Regions from separate parts of the Homo sapiens genome. Here all the other regions are linked to region 3. Evidence: chromatin contacts called from ENCODE Hi-C or POLR2A ChIA-PET data. All regions are on one chromosome and are shown on one strand. Each heading gives the region's core, a stretch centred on a gene start or an enhancer-like site at or near the end of the contact. The rest is flanking DNA. Distances are from core to core; before and after follow the strand shown. Region 1 has its middle 32 kb from the start of LINC01891. Region 2 holds the start of LINC01891 (long intergenic non-protein coding RNA 1891). Region 3 has its middle 86 kb from the start of SPP2.

Region 1 (3,814 bases), core at 441-2,940, 290 kb before region 3:
TTCCAGTCCTAGGAAAAACCTTCACAGCCACCAAGAACTTTCATGTTTTAGTTTTCAATTAAGCCCTTTCCTTACATAAATTTTCTTCTGGATTCAAAGTCATTCAAAATGATGATTCACTCTACCTGGCAAAATATGCCGTCTTTAAAATTATTAATATAATTGTATCAGTTTTCTATTGCTGCTGTAGCAAATTACCACAAATGTGGTGCTTAAAACAAACCAAATTTATTATCTTAGAGTTCTGAAGGTCAGAAGTCTGGCATGAGCTAAAATCAAGGTGTTGGCAGGGCTGTGTGTCCTTTTAATATTTTTTATTTTTGGTGGCCTTAACAGAGGGTTGATATTTTGTCACATCTCATCGACCTGTCTATTATTATTATTATTTTTTGGTGGGGGATGGGGACAGGGTCTCGCTCTGCACTACAGGCTGCAGTGCAGACAAAATTGTGGCATGGCTCACTGCAACCTCAACCCCCCTGGGCCCAAGTGATCCTCCTACTTCGGCCTTCTGAGTAGCTGGGACCCCAGACATGCACCACCATGCCTGGTTAGTTTTTTATTTTTGTAGAGTCAAAGTCTTACTATCTTGCCCAGGCTGGTCTCAAACTGCTGGACTCAAACAATCCTCCACCTCAGCCTCCCAAAGTGCTGGGATTACAGGTGTGAGTCACCGCGCCCGCCCACCTGTCTCTTCTGCCTCCTTCCGCATTTAAGGGCCCTAGTGATGGTACACCTGCATAACCCAGGTGATTTCCCTATTTTAAGGTCAACTGATTGACAACCCTAATTCCAGCTACAAACTTAATTCTTTACCATGTCATATAACACATTCATAGGTTCCTGAAATTAGGACATGGACATCTTTTGGGGGCAGGGTGGGGGGATGCCATTATCCTGCCATCTACAAGAATATAGTTGTAATTATGTGACGTGCTGACCTCCTGTCTCAGCATCATGCTGTGCGGTGCAGACCTGAAGCTGTGAGCACACACCCTGTTGACGGAAGCAGCCGCTCTCCTATGTGATGAGGCTGTGGTTATCATTCTCCTCATCCTGATACCTCTTTTCTCTCACTGGGGATCCCTGCCAGCTTCTGCAACACAAAACTTCATTTTTATCTCCTAGTCTATTTGTTTTGTTCCCTAATAATGTCGGGTTTTTTTCTATGGTTTCTAAAATTCTTGCCACTGTTCAGCCATTTTTATACTTCTTGGAACTTTTTGAATTTTGAATAAGTAAATAAATGCTCAAATATGCATCAAACTCTGTAAATAAACAGAAGCAATTACAAGTTTTAGAAATAGTCTTATGCATTATGGTAAACTCAAACTCAGTGACGTGTTTGAAGTTACTTGTCATAGAATTCCTCAGCTCAGATTTAAGCTCAATTCACATATACAGTCCCTACCTTCTGGTTAATGTCAACATTCATGAATAGGCGTGGCCTTTGCAGGAGTGAGCTCAGGGAACCATGCTCCATGAAGCTCAGGGAAGCATACCTGAGTGTCCTATGCATGGATGACAAAAATCATTCCTTCCTTCCTAACATAATTGACCTTTACACTTTATGAGTAATGGTTACATGAAAAACACACCCAGCTGAAGCTTGGGGAAATATATCATGACTCACTCATCCATTCCACAAATACTAATGCAAGCTGTTGGCATGCTTGTATCTTAATATCAGGGCCACGTGCTTCTTTGCTGTCCGGGCTCTATCTGATCTCAAGGAACAGAGACAGCATGGCAGAGGTTACCATAGTTAATGGTGTTCAGCTTGTTTATCTTAAAGATATCTACAGGTAGAAAGAAAAAAAAAAAGGAAACCAGTATAAATGCTCCTGTAGAGGCTGCACACAGTAGAAATCAGTCCAACCTCATATAAACTGATTGACATATAGGCTTAAAGTTGGTCCTCATAACCCAGTTATCATGGGAAGCCACAGAAGTCCATGTCTCCTGCTTGCTATCTGAGCACACTTCCATTTAGATGAGTTGGTACTCGCCGGGTGCGGTGGCTCATGCCTGTAACCCCAGCACTTTGGGAGGCTGAGGCAGGTGGATCACGGGGTCAGGAGTTCGAGACCAGCCTGACCAACATGGTGAAACCCTGTCTCTACTAAAAATACAAAAATTAGCCAGGTGTGGTGGCGCTCACCTGTAATCCCAGCTACTCAGGAGGTTGAGGCAGGAGAATCCCTTGAACCTGGGAGGCAGAGGGTGCAGTGAGCACGGAGATCACACCACTGCACTCCAGCCTGGGCGACAGAGTGAGATTCCATCTCAAAAAAAAAAAAATGACTTGGCAATCCCCTATCTTCACTTCTGCATGTGCCACTACCCACTAAATACAAATACATTATTGCTCAAGCCATGTCAAGCGGATATTTGCTGTTATTTGCAATCATACTCATTCTGCTGGTACACTTCTATTTTTTTTTTTTTTTTAACGGTTAAACCGTCCCTATTTAGGACCACCTGAATGTGATAGTCCTGGGGCGATCATGTAAAAAGTAGAATGGAATCATGCTCATGGAAGCCATCTGAACGTTCAATATTAACGCAAGGCAGGGCAATTATTACTACTCAAGCATCCCCAGAGGGACAAAGGGAACCTCCAGGGACCACTCAGGAAATAATTAAGAAATGCTGGAGGAGTAGCTTTTTTTTTTTTTCAAGACAGAGTCTCATTCTGTTGCCCAGGATGGAGTGCAGTGGCGTGAAGTGATCTCGGCTCACTGCAACATCCGCCTCCCAGATTCAAGCAATTCTCCTGCCTCAGCCTCCCGAGTAGCTGGGATGATAGGCACATGCCACCACGCCTGGCTAATTTTTGTATTTTTAGTTGAGACGGGGTTTTGCCATGTTGGCCAGGCTGGTCTCGAACTCCTGACCTCAGGTGATCCGCCTGCCTCGGCCTCCCAAAGTGCTGGGATTACAGGCATGAGCCGCCTTGCCGGAACTGGAGGAGTAGCTTCTTAAGAAACCACATAACAGGCCGGGTGCAGTGGCTCATGCCTGTAATTCTAGCACTTTGGGAGGCTGAGGTGGGCAGAACAGTCCCAGAACCTGTAGCTGGAACTACAGGAGTGTGCCACCACACCTGGCTATTTTTTTTTGTATTGAGGAGGTTTCACCGTGTTTCCCAGGCTGTTCTTGAACTGCTGAGCTCAAGCAATCCACCCACTTCAACCTCCTAAAGTGCTGGGCTTACAGGCGTGAGCCAGTACGCCCGGCAAGAGTCTACATATTCTGAAGTTATATTCCCATCAATTCAGATTCTGACCTTTCTCCAGGAAATCAAAGAATTCTCTATAAATATTATCTCCTTGCAGCCTCTGCACTGCAAGCAGGCTGACGTCATGTTTGGTTTGCAGTTAGTAAGGAGCAGTTTAACTTGGGGGCTGCAGCCATGGAGTTCAGAGGTTAACAACCAGGCAGCAGCTTTTTGTTCCTGAACTGGGTGGTGCTGCTATTGACAGACCTTCCTTCCCACCCACAACCCCCGCTCTCCCCCTTGCTGCCTTGTTTAGAACCACACTTCTGGGGGCCACCCTTGACAGAGGTTAATTTGAAGTCTCCACTTGGCTGGGCTATGGTGCCCAGATGTTTGGTCAGAGACCAATCTGGATGCTGCTGGGAAGGTACTTTTTAGGTGTGATTAACATTTAAATCTTCTGACTTTGAGTACAGCCAATGATCCTCCATAATGTGGCTGAGCCTCATCCAATCCAAAGGTCTTAAGAGAAAAAGCCTGAGGGCCTGGCATGGTGGCTCACGCCTGTAATCCCAGCACTTTGGGAGGCCGAGG
Region 2 (3,975 bases), core at 1,396-3,895, 320 kb before region 3:
CCACAAACTGATTTGCTTATAGCAACAGACAGTTACTTCTCTCATTTTTGAAGGCTGAACGTCTAAACTCAAGGTGTCTGCAGGATCATGCTGCCTCTGAATCTCTAAGGAAGAATCCGAGCTTTTGGTGGTTGCCAGTGTGGGAGACCAAAATATGCTACCCCAAAATATACTTTTTTGGCATATATCGAGATAGCTATTCAGAGAAGCTGCAGACACAGAAATAGCTCTAAAAAGCTGTCCTTTTGTAAAAGAAATTTACATCTATCTACATCAGTAAACCAAATGGCAGATGCAAGCCGAAGCTTTCTCTGAGGCCTTCTTATCAGCCTAAAGACAGGTCTAGGAAAGATCATATTAGCAACCCAGACAGAGTCCAGAGATTGAAAGAGAGTGTCCCCTTTTTTTTTCAGGGCTGCCACCTGAGAGACAACCTGCCTAACAAGACAACCTTTCATTTACAATATATTAAATATTTCCTCTCCTCACCTTCCATAACCTGTTGCCAACTGCCCCCTGCCAGAAGCCCCAAGCCCCCATTTCTTTCTGTAGCTTAAAATGCTACCTAAGCTTCAACCACCTGGCCCTTCTTTGAGTCTCATATTTTGTGGAACCCCTTTGCTTTATGCATGTAATAAATTTGTGTGCCTTTTCTCCTGTTAATCTGTCTACTGTAATGTTTATTTCAGAGACTCAAATCATCACACCTTCAGAGAGTGGAAGGAGAGTTCCCTTGACCCCTATACCAGCAGTCCTTGGCATTTCTTGGCTTGCAGCTGTATTGCTCCCCTCTCTGCCTCTGTCATCACATGGCTTTCTGTTCCATATTTCTGTGTTTCTGCGTTTCTATGTGTGTCTTCACATGGCCTCCTTAGAAGGACACCAGTCATTTAGATGGGGATCCACCCCAATCCAGTATGACCTCATCTTTGCTTGATTACATCTGCAAAGACCCTGTGTGCAAAGGCCAATTTCGAGGTCCCAGGTGGACATAAATTTTGAAGGAACATTATTCAACCTCGTAAAATGTTCGACACTCTCATAAGTGGGAGTTGAACAATGAGAACACATGAACACAGAGAGGGGAACATCACACCCCGGGGCCTGTCGGGGGGTGGGGGGCAAAGGGTGGGAGAGCATTAGGACAAATACCTAATGCATGTGGGGCTTAAAACCTAGATGACAGGTTGATAGGCACAGCAAACCACAATGGCACATGTATACCTATGTAACAAACCTGCACATTCTGCACAGGTATCCTAGAACCTAAAGTAAAATTTTTTTAAAAAAAAGTTCAACATTTCACTGTTTTTTTCTTTTTGTTTTGTTTTTTTTTAATAAGAGCTTTTATGGAACCAAAAAACCAAAGGAGGATGTCATTATAAATTAAGAATAGAGGGATCTCTCCTTGTGGTGCTGCACGAGAGCGGAGTATGAGTCTGCGGTTGAGGAAGTCATGGCAGGACAAGCATTTAGAAAGTTTCTTCTACTCTTTGACAGAGTATTTGTTGAAAGGATTGCCACCACAACTGTAACCAAAGGAGGCATTATGCTTCCAGAAAAATCTCAAGGAAAAGTATTGCAAGCAAAAGGAGTAGCTGTTGGATCAGGTTCTAAAGGAAAGGGTGGAGAGATTCAACCAGTTAGCATGAGAGTTGGAGATAAATTTCTTCTCCTAGAATATGGAGGCACCAGAGTAGTTCTAGATGACAAGGATTATTTCTTATTTAGAGACGGTGACATTCTGACTGGGCACTGTGGCTCACGCCTGTCATCCCAGCACTTTGGGAGGCCAAGGTGGGCGGATCACCTGAAGTCAAGAGTTTGAGCCCAGCCTGGCCAACATGGTGAAACCCCATCTTTACTAAAAATACAAAAATTAGCCGGGCGTGGTGGTGTGTGCCTATAACCCCACTACCCGGGAGGCTGAGACAGGAGAATGGCTTGAACCCAGGAGACGGAGGTTACAGTGAGCCAAGATCATGCCATTGCACTCCAGCCTGGGCGACAGAGTGAGACTCTTTCTCAAAATAATAAATACATAAAAAAGAGATGGTGCATTCTTGGGAAGTATGTAGACTGAAATAAGTTACTATTGAAATGACATCAACTTGAAGCTGCCCATTCCACTGAAGTTCTGAAATCTTTCATCATGTAAATAATTTCCAGATCTGTCTTTTTTAATAAACTAATGATAACTAATGACAAAAAGTAGAGAGCGTAGCTAAATCTATTCAGTCCATCCTCAATTCAAACTATCCCTCGTGCTTCTAGTTGTTCCTTTTGTCAATCTGTCCTGTTTTCATTACGTGTTGTTCTTCCTTACATTTTCTATTTCTTCTTTGAAATCGCTTTCATAACTTCAAACATACTTATTTTTTAATCTTTTAAGATAATTTTGTTACCTCAATATCTTGAATTGCTACAGGGGTATTATCAACCCAGGGCCAATTCATATGTTACAAGCTTAACTTAGAGTTTCCTGCCCCACGCAAGTAATTTAAATTCAGACTTTTTTTTTTTTTTCTTTTCTGAGACCTGGGTAGCAGCACGTCGATGGGTTGGTTTTGTTTCCTCTTCATTGAAGGTGGTGAGTTTCAAAGATATCAGCTTTATATAAAGCTCTCCGTTCCAACCCTACCCCAAACTTCCTCTCCTGTCTTCATGTGGATGCTAACTTAAAACTCTTATTTCTGGGTCAGATAACTCCCTGCTCTCAGCCCTGATGACTACACCTTTGACACACACTATATTGGTATGGCTTTTAATTTTCTCTTTGTTTCTAGCATTTGAGAATCTCTGTCTTTGTTAATTCAACTATGTATTTTTAAATAAACTTCATATTTTAGCTAACACTTGTAGATATTTGTAGCTGGGGAAAACTAACTTTAGTTGATTCTACTGAGTAGACAGGACTGGAAATCCATTCTCTGGGGTTTGTTAAAACCAAAGTAACTGGCTCTCCTGGATGCTAGCTCACTGTCCAAGTTGAATTTAGTGTCAATCATCCAGAAAATGTCCCGTTTTTCATGTGCGAAGTCTGCTTATAGTTAATAGACCAGCTTAGGTTCTTCATTTAGTTCAGTGAACTCTTCAAAATGTGGTTTCAATATTGAAATAAATGCATATCATTCTAATTTTACTCTTTTCTCTCTCTGCTAGGAAACTGGAGGGAGTAAATCCTACAGACAATAGACAAATGTTTGAAATACTTAGAACATGGTTTGTTTTTCTTTTTGTTTTTGTTCTGAAATGGAGTATTGCTCTGTTGCCCAGGCTGGAGTGCAGTGGTACGATCTTGGGTCGCCACAACCTCCACCTCCCAGGTTTCAGCAATTCTCCTGCCTCAGCCTCCCGAGTAGCTGGGACTACAGACACGTGCCACCATGCCTGGCTAATTTTTTGTATTTTTAGTAGAGACAGAGTTTCACTGTGTTGGCCAAGACAGTCTTGATCTTTTGACCTCATGATCTTCCCATCTTGGCCTCCCAAAGTGCTGGGATTACAGGCATGAGCCACTGTGCCCGGCCAGTTGTTTTAATTCTAGGTTCTGGATACATGGGAAGTGGAGGAAATGCTGGACAAGAAGGCACAGTTAGATGGTAGACCCACCTCTGTCAATAACCAGGCCCAGTTTTAACTCATTGTTTTTCAATTGTAAAATAAGAGTGTTGGACAAAATACCTTATAGGCTCCTTCTAGCTCTTAGGTGATTTATAAAGGTTTGGGGTGAGGGTAAACTGGGCGGTTAAAGTCTGTGTAATCTGAAAGCCATGCAGGGGCTCTGACGGGCTTACCCCTGTCCCTGCAGCCAAGTCCTGACGTGCTACTTTCCCAGGGCTTGGTTCTTGCCTGTTTCTCTTGAGGCTGCCTTGGCATTCACCCACGCTCTTGGTTGTTATTTTTTACTCTCTGCCCCTGTGAAAATACACCTGCTCTCGTGGCTTCACTGGCCACTTTCTCAATCCTGGCTGT
Region 3 (3,737 bases), core at 975-3,474:
TGGGAGTTTCTGCCTCAGCTGCTCCCCTTCAGAAGTCATTGCTCCTGACATTAACAGTTTTTACTTCCAACTGTTTCTTTCTTATGCACATTTCTGTATTTTTCATGGAATCATTGACTGCTTTATAAAACTGCTTATTTCACAAGGCGTCTTATGAACATCTTTCTTAGTCAACCGATACTTCCGAATTTTAATGACTGCCTCAGCCTCCCAAAGTGCTGAGATTACAGGCGTGAGCCACCGTGCCCAGCTGAAAAATGTTTTAGATAAAATAGGCCATTGGGTGTACATGCCATCCTGTAGTTAATTAATCAGGCTAACATGTGACAGGACCTCACTTTTTCCTTAATTTTCCCCTTTTTTAATTGAACGTCTCATTTATTTTCATTTTTTTTTAAGTAATTCACATGCTTGATGTTTTGAGGCATATCCTGACCACTCTGGTTGTTAAAAACACAAGCATGGAGCTTAGTGTATTTGAGGTTGGGGGAAGGAGTTGGGGACAGCCACACATCAAATAATCACATATATTAGTATATAATTACTAATTAAGATGTTACGATGAAGGAAGGACGGTGGTGCTGGAGGGCATTTCAGAAGGTCTTGACTGAATGACGGAGGGATCGGGAAGGCATGGCCACAAAAGGCTTCCCTAAGAAAGTGACATTTTAGCTAAAATCTGAGAATAGTTCCAAGCCCTTCTAATCACTGTAGTTTTCACACTATCTTGCCAGTAGTTTAAAATTCGATGCTTTAAAACTTAATTTGAAAGAGACGATATTTTGTATCCAAATAACACCAACAGCAAAAGACATGAATTTAATTTCTACTTGCAAGCCAGAGTCTCCCGGCACAGGAGGCTGCCCATGCCGCCTCATGCCTGCCATCCCTGGAGAGGACCAGATAGATGGTGCAGAGCCCCACTGTGCCAACCAGGGACCTTTGGGACAAGGAGCCAGGCTGAACCCAGAACGTCCCAGCTGGGGGCCAAGTGCTTCTGGGTGGAGTGATTTTGCCATTGTGCTGGCGCCAGAGGGCTGTGAAGACTTACGTTCACATGCCCCTTTGAGGGGGTTTTACCAGAATTAAAGGGCTTTCATGGCTTGACCTAATTGTCCTGGGCTGTGGAATTCTTTTTGGTTCCTAGTCAGTGTTCTCACCAAGACCCAACTAGTATAACAAACTTGCTATCGTTGCAGGAAAAAGAACCCATCTCAATGAAATGAGTCACTGGTTGGAAATGTAACCTGCAGGCATTGGAGGCTGTTCTAATTTCTCAAAGAACAAAGGCAGGCAATTTGACAGCTTTTGTTGACTGTCATAGAAATTTCCTGTGAGAGGGAGTCAGTTGCTTCATCTCAAGGAGGTCTGAAGAGGTAATAAGTTGTTTTTTTTGTTTTTTTTTTTTTCAATTGAACAAAATTTATCTAAAACATTTTTCAGCTGGGCACGGTGGCTCACGCCTGTAATCTCAGCACTTTGGGAGGCTGAGGCAGGCGGATCACCTGAGATCAGGAGTTCAAGACCAGCCTGGCCAACATGGGGAAAATCCATCTCTACTAAAAAAAACAAAAATTAGCCGGGCTTTGTGGCGTGCACCTGTAATCCCAGCTACTTGGGAGGCTGAGACAGGAGAATTGTTTGAACCCTGGAGGTGGGGTTGCAGTGAGCCGAGATTGCGCCACTGCACTCCGGCCTAGGTGGCAGAGTGAAACTGTCTCAAAAAATAGCATAATCCCATCTCTGTCACCTACTTGTTGAATGTGTTGATGAAAAGAGTCAAGTTCTGTAAAATCTTTGAAGAGATTTATTCTGAGCCAAATATGAGTGACCAATGGCCCATGACACAGCCCTCAGGAGATCCTGAGAACATGTGCCCAACGTGATCAGGGACAGTTTAGTTTTATACATTTTAGGTAGACATAGGCATCAATCAAATTCATGTAAGATGAACATTGGTTCTGTCCGGAAAGGTGGGTCAACTGGAAGCTGCAGGGCTTGGAGTGGAGGAGGATTCCAGATCATCAGCAGATTCAAAGATTTTCTGACTGGCAATTGGTTGAAAGAGTTAAGTTATTGTCAGAGGACTTAGGAATGTCTGGGTTAAGATAAAGGGTTGTGAAGACCAAGATTTAATCATGCATGTGAAACCTCCAGGTGGCAGGCTTCAGAGAGAATACACTGTAAATGTTCTATCAGTAATTCCAAAAGGGAGGAGGGCATAATGAGGCATGTCTGACCTCTGACCCCTGCCTCCCATCATGGCCTGAACTAGTTTTTCAGGTTAGCTTTGGAATGTCCTTGCAGAGAGGAGGGGTCCATTTAGATGGTTGAAGGGCTCAGAATTTTTCTTTCTTTTCTTTTTTGGTCTACAAATGACTTTGAACAAACTTTGTAATTTCCTTGTGCCTCAGTTTCCTCATCTATAGAATGACAATGATGGTAGTACCCAGCCCATTGTGCTTGTGTGAGGATTAAATACATTGATCTGTGGAAAGTGCTCAAAATGGTGCTTGGCCAGTGGTAAGAGTGACATGGGTGTTATTAGAGGCATCCTGAAAACCATCCTGGGGGCTGCAGGGTAGGCCTGGGCAGCAGGCTTAGAGCACAGCCCCTTCTCGGCCTTCAAGAGCTCTTCCTCCCTGAGGCCCGTGGGGCAGGGTCCAGCGGCCACAGAGACCCGTTCCGTGGTCCCTGGCTGCACTGCACACAACACTCCCACCACTGCTGACCTCCTGGTCTCTCTCACGGGCTGTGCCCCACATCCTCGGCTGCGGTCACTGCACATGAATGTAAAACCTGCTGCACAGGAAGGGTTGAAGGAGGGTGTGATCCTTGGGTGAAGTTCTAATCCCCACCGCCAGCCTCACTGGTCTCCCACAGACAATCAAGATGACAATGGCCACTTCCCAGGGTGGCGGCCAGGGTTGGAGGAGCCAATCCCAGGTCCCAGGTCCGAGGCGGTTGTTGGGCCTTATTGATGCCTGATCGCCATCTAGTGCCCGATAAGAGTCACTGAATCTCTCCCATTACAAACAGCTGGTAACGGTGAATGCAAGACTGGAAGATTCCACTGAAGTCGTTTAGGCTTGGGGCCACCCATTTTAGGAATCCCTTCTAAAGAATCCCCGATCCAGTTTCTGTTTAGAGTTTGATACCGGACTCTGTTGCATTTTTTAAAAACTCTAGGTGTGAAAATCCTATTCCTCAGCTGGAGTCTTATTCCTTACATTTTAACATGCAGTTTTACCCCAAAGGTCCCCAAAATGAATAGCAATAGAGAGGAGAAAGTGTCAAAGTGGGGGAGGCCTGACTCTTGTTGTATACTTGGCTGATATGCGATCACTGTTTCTAAGCATTCAATTCCTTTTCATTTCTTTCTGTCAATTAAGCAGCGCCTGCATTTCAGCTAAGATCCGGGAATAGAAAGGTAACAAAAAATGCACAGACTTTGCTCTCACCAGGCTGAGGCAAGGCCAGCTAAGAGAAAGCTACAGTCAACTGGATGGGACGTGAGGAGAATGAGACCCACGTCCTCAGTCCCCACTGCACCCAGCAATCACCAGGGATCACCCAGGAACCTTTAAACTGATGGCCAGGCTGCCTCCCAGATGCTCACATCTGACTCTGCAGGCCAGGCATTGACCTTTGAAGCCCCCTGTCATGCAGGTGCCCCATGGAGGGTGGGATTAACCGCCATCCAAAATTGGTTAGGCTGCCCAGACTGGTCCCTTCCA

What was found. Hi-C counts contacts between places; a loop is a spot of excess contacts on that map. ChIA-PET counts read pairs that join two places held with the same protein, here RNA polymerase II (POLR2A). Pooled maps may share reads with other maps.
Region 1: a map of PC-9 shows a loop between it and region 3 (8-fold over the local background). The contact joins two enhancer-like sites. A Hi-C loop is called at or near these places in 9 of 168 maps with a recorded cell type or tissue (CD4-positive, alpha-beta T cell, CD4-positive, alpha-beta memory T cell, CD8-positive, alpha-beta T cell and 6 more), 1 of 37 single-sample maps with no recorded cell type and 14 of 50 pooled maps. POLR2A ChIA-PET finds 5 or more read pairs at or near these places in 5 of 52 experiments (CD4-positive, alpha-beta T cell, CD4-positive, alpha-beta memory T cell, MCF 10A and 2 more).
Region 2: a loop to region 3 is called in a pooled map, with 4 times the contacts of the local background. The contact joins the promoter of LINC01891 here to the enhancer-like site in region 3. A Hi-C loop is called at or near these places in 5 of 168 maps with a recorded cell type or tissue (Caco-2, IMR-90, endothelial cell of umbilical vein and 2 more) and 7 of 50 pooled maps. POLR2A ChIA-PET finds 5 or more read pairs at or near these places in 6 of 52 experiments (CD4-positive, alpha-beta T cell, CD4-positive, alpha-beta memory T cell, activated CD4-positive, alpha-beta T cell and 3 more).

What each region holds. Positions count from the first base shown.
Region 1 is chr2:234,420,232-234,424,045 of GRCh38, reverse strand. No RefSeq gene overlaps it. Among named protein-coding and RNA genes, the nearest start is that of LINC01891, 32 kb to the left of the region's middle. Within about 2 kb of position 1,690, at least 11 of the 41 ENCODE cell types and tissues checked have a DNase peak (open chromatin) inside an H3K27ac peak, as active enhancers do; they include CD8-positive, alpha-beta T cell, PC-9, mammary epithelial cell and 1 more, where a contact is called at or near this core.
Region 2 is chr2:234,453,265-234,457,239 of GRCh38, reverse strand. LINC01891 (long intergenic non-protein coding RNA 1891) reads left to right here and starts at 2,645. Exons shown (of 3, transcript NR_146988.1): 1 at 2,645-2,755. It also overlaps the pseudogene HSPE1P9.
Region 3 is chr2:234,135,103-234,138,839 of GRCh38, reverse strand. No RefSeq gene overlaps it. Among named protein-coding and RNA genes, the nearest start is that of SPP2, 86 kb to the right of the region's middle. Within about 2 kb of position 2,224, at least 8 of the 41 ENCODE cell types and tissues checked have a DNase peak (open chromatin) inside an H3K27ac peak, as active enhancers do; they include CD8-positive, alpha-beta T cell, PC-9, mammary epithelial cell and 1 more, where a contact is called at or near this core.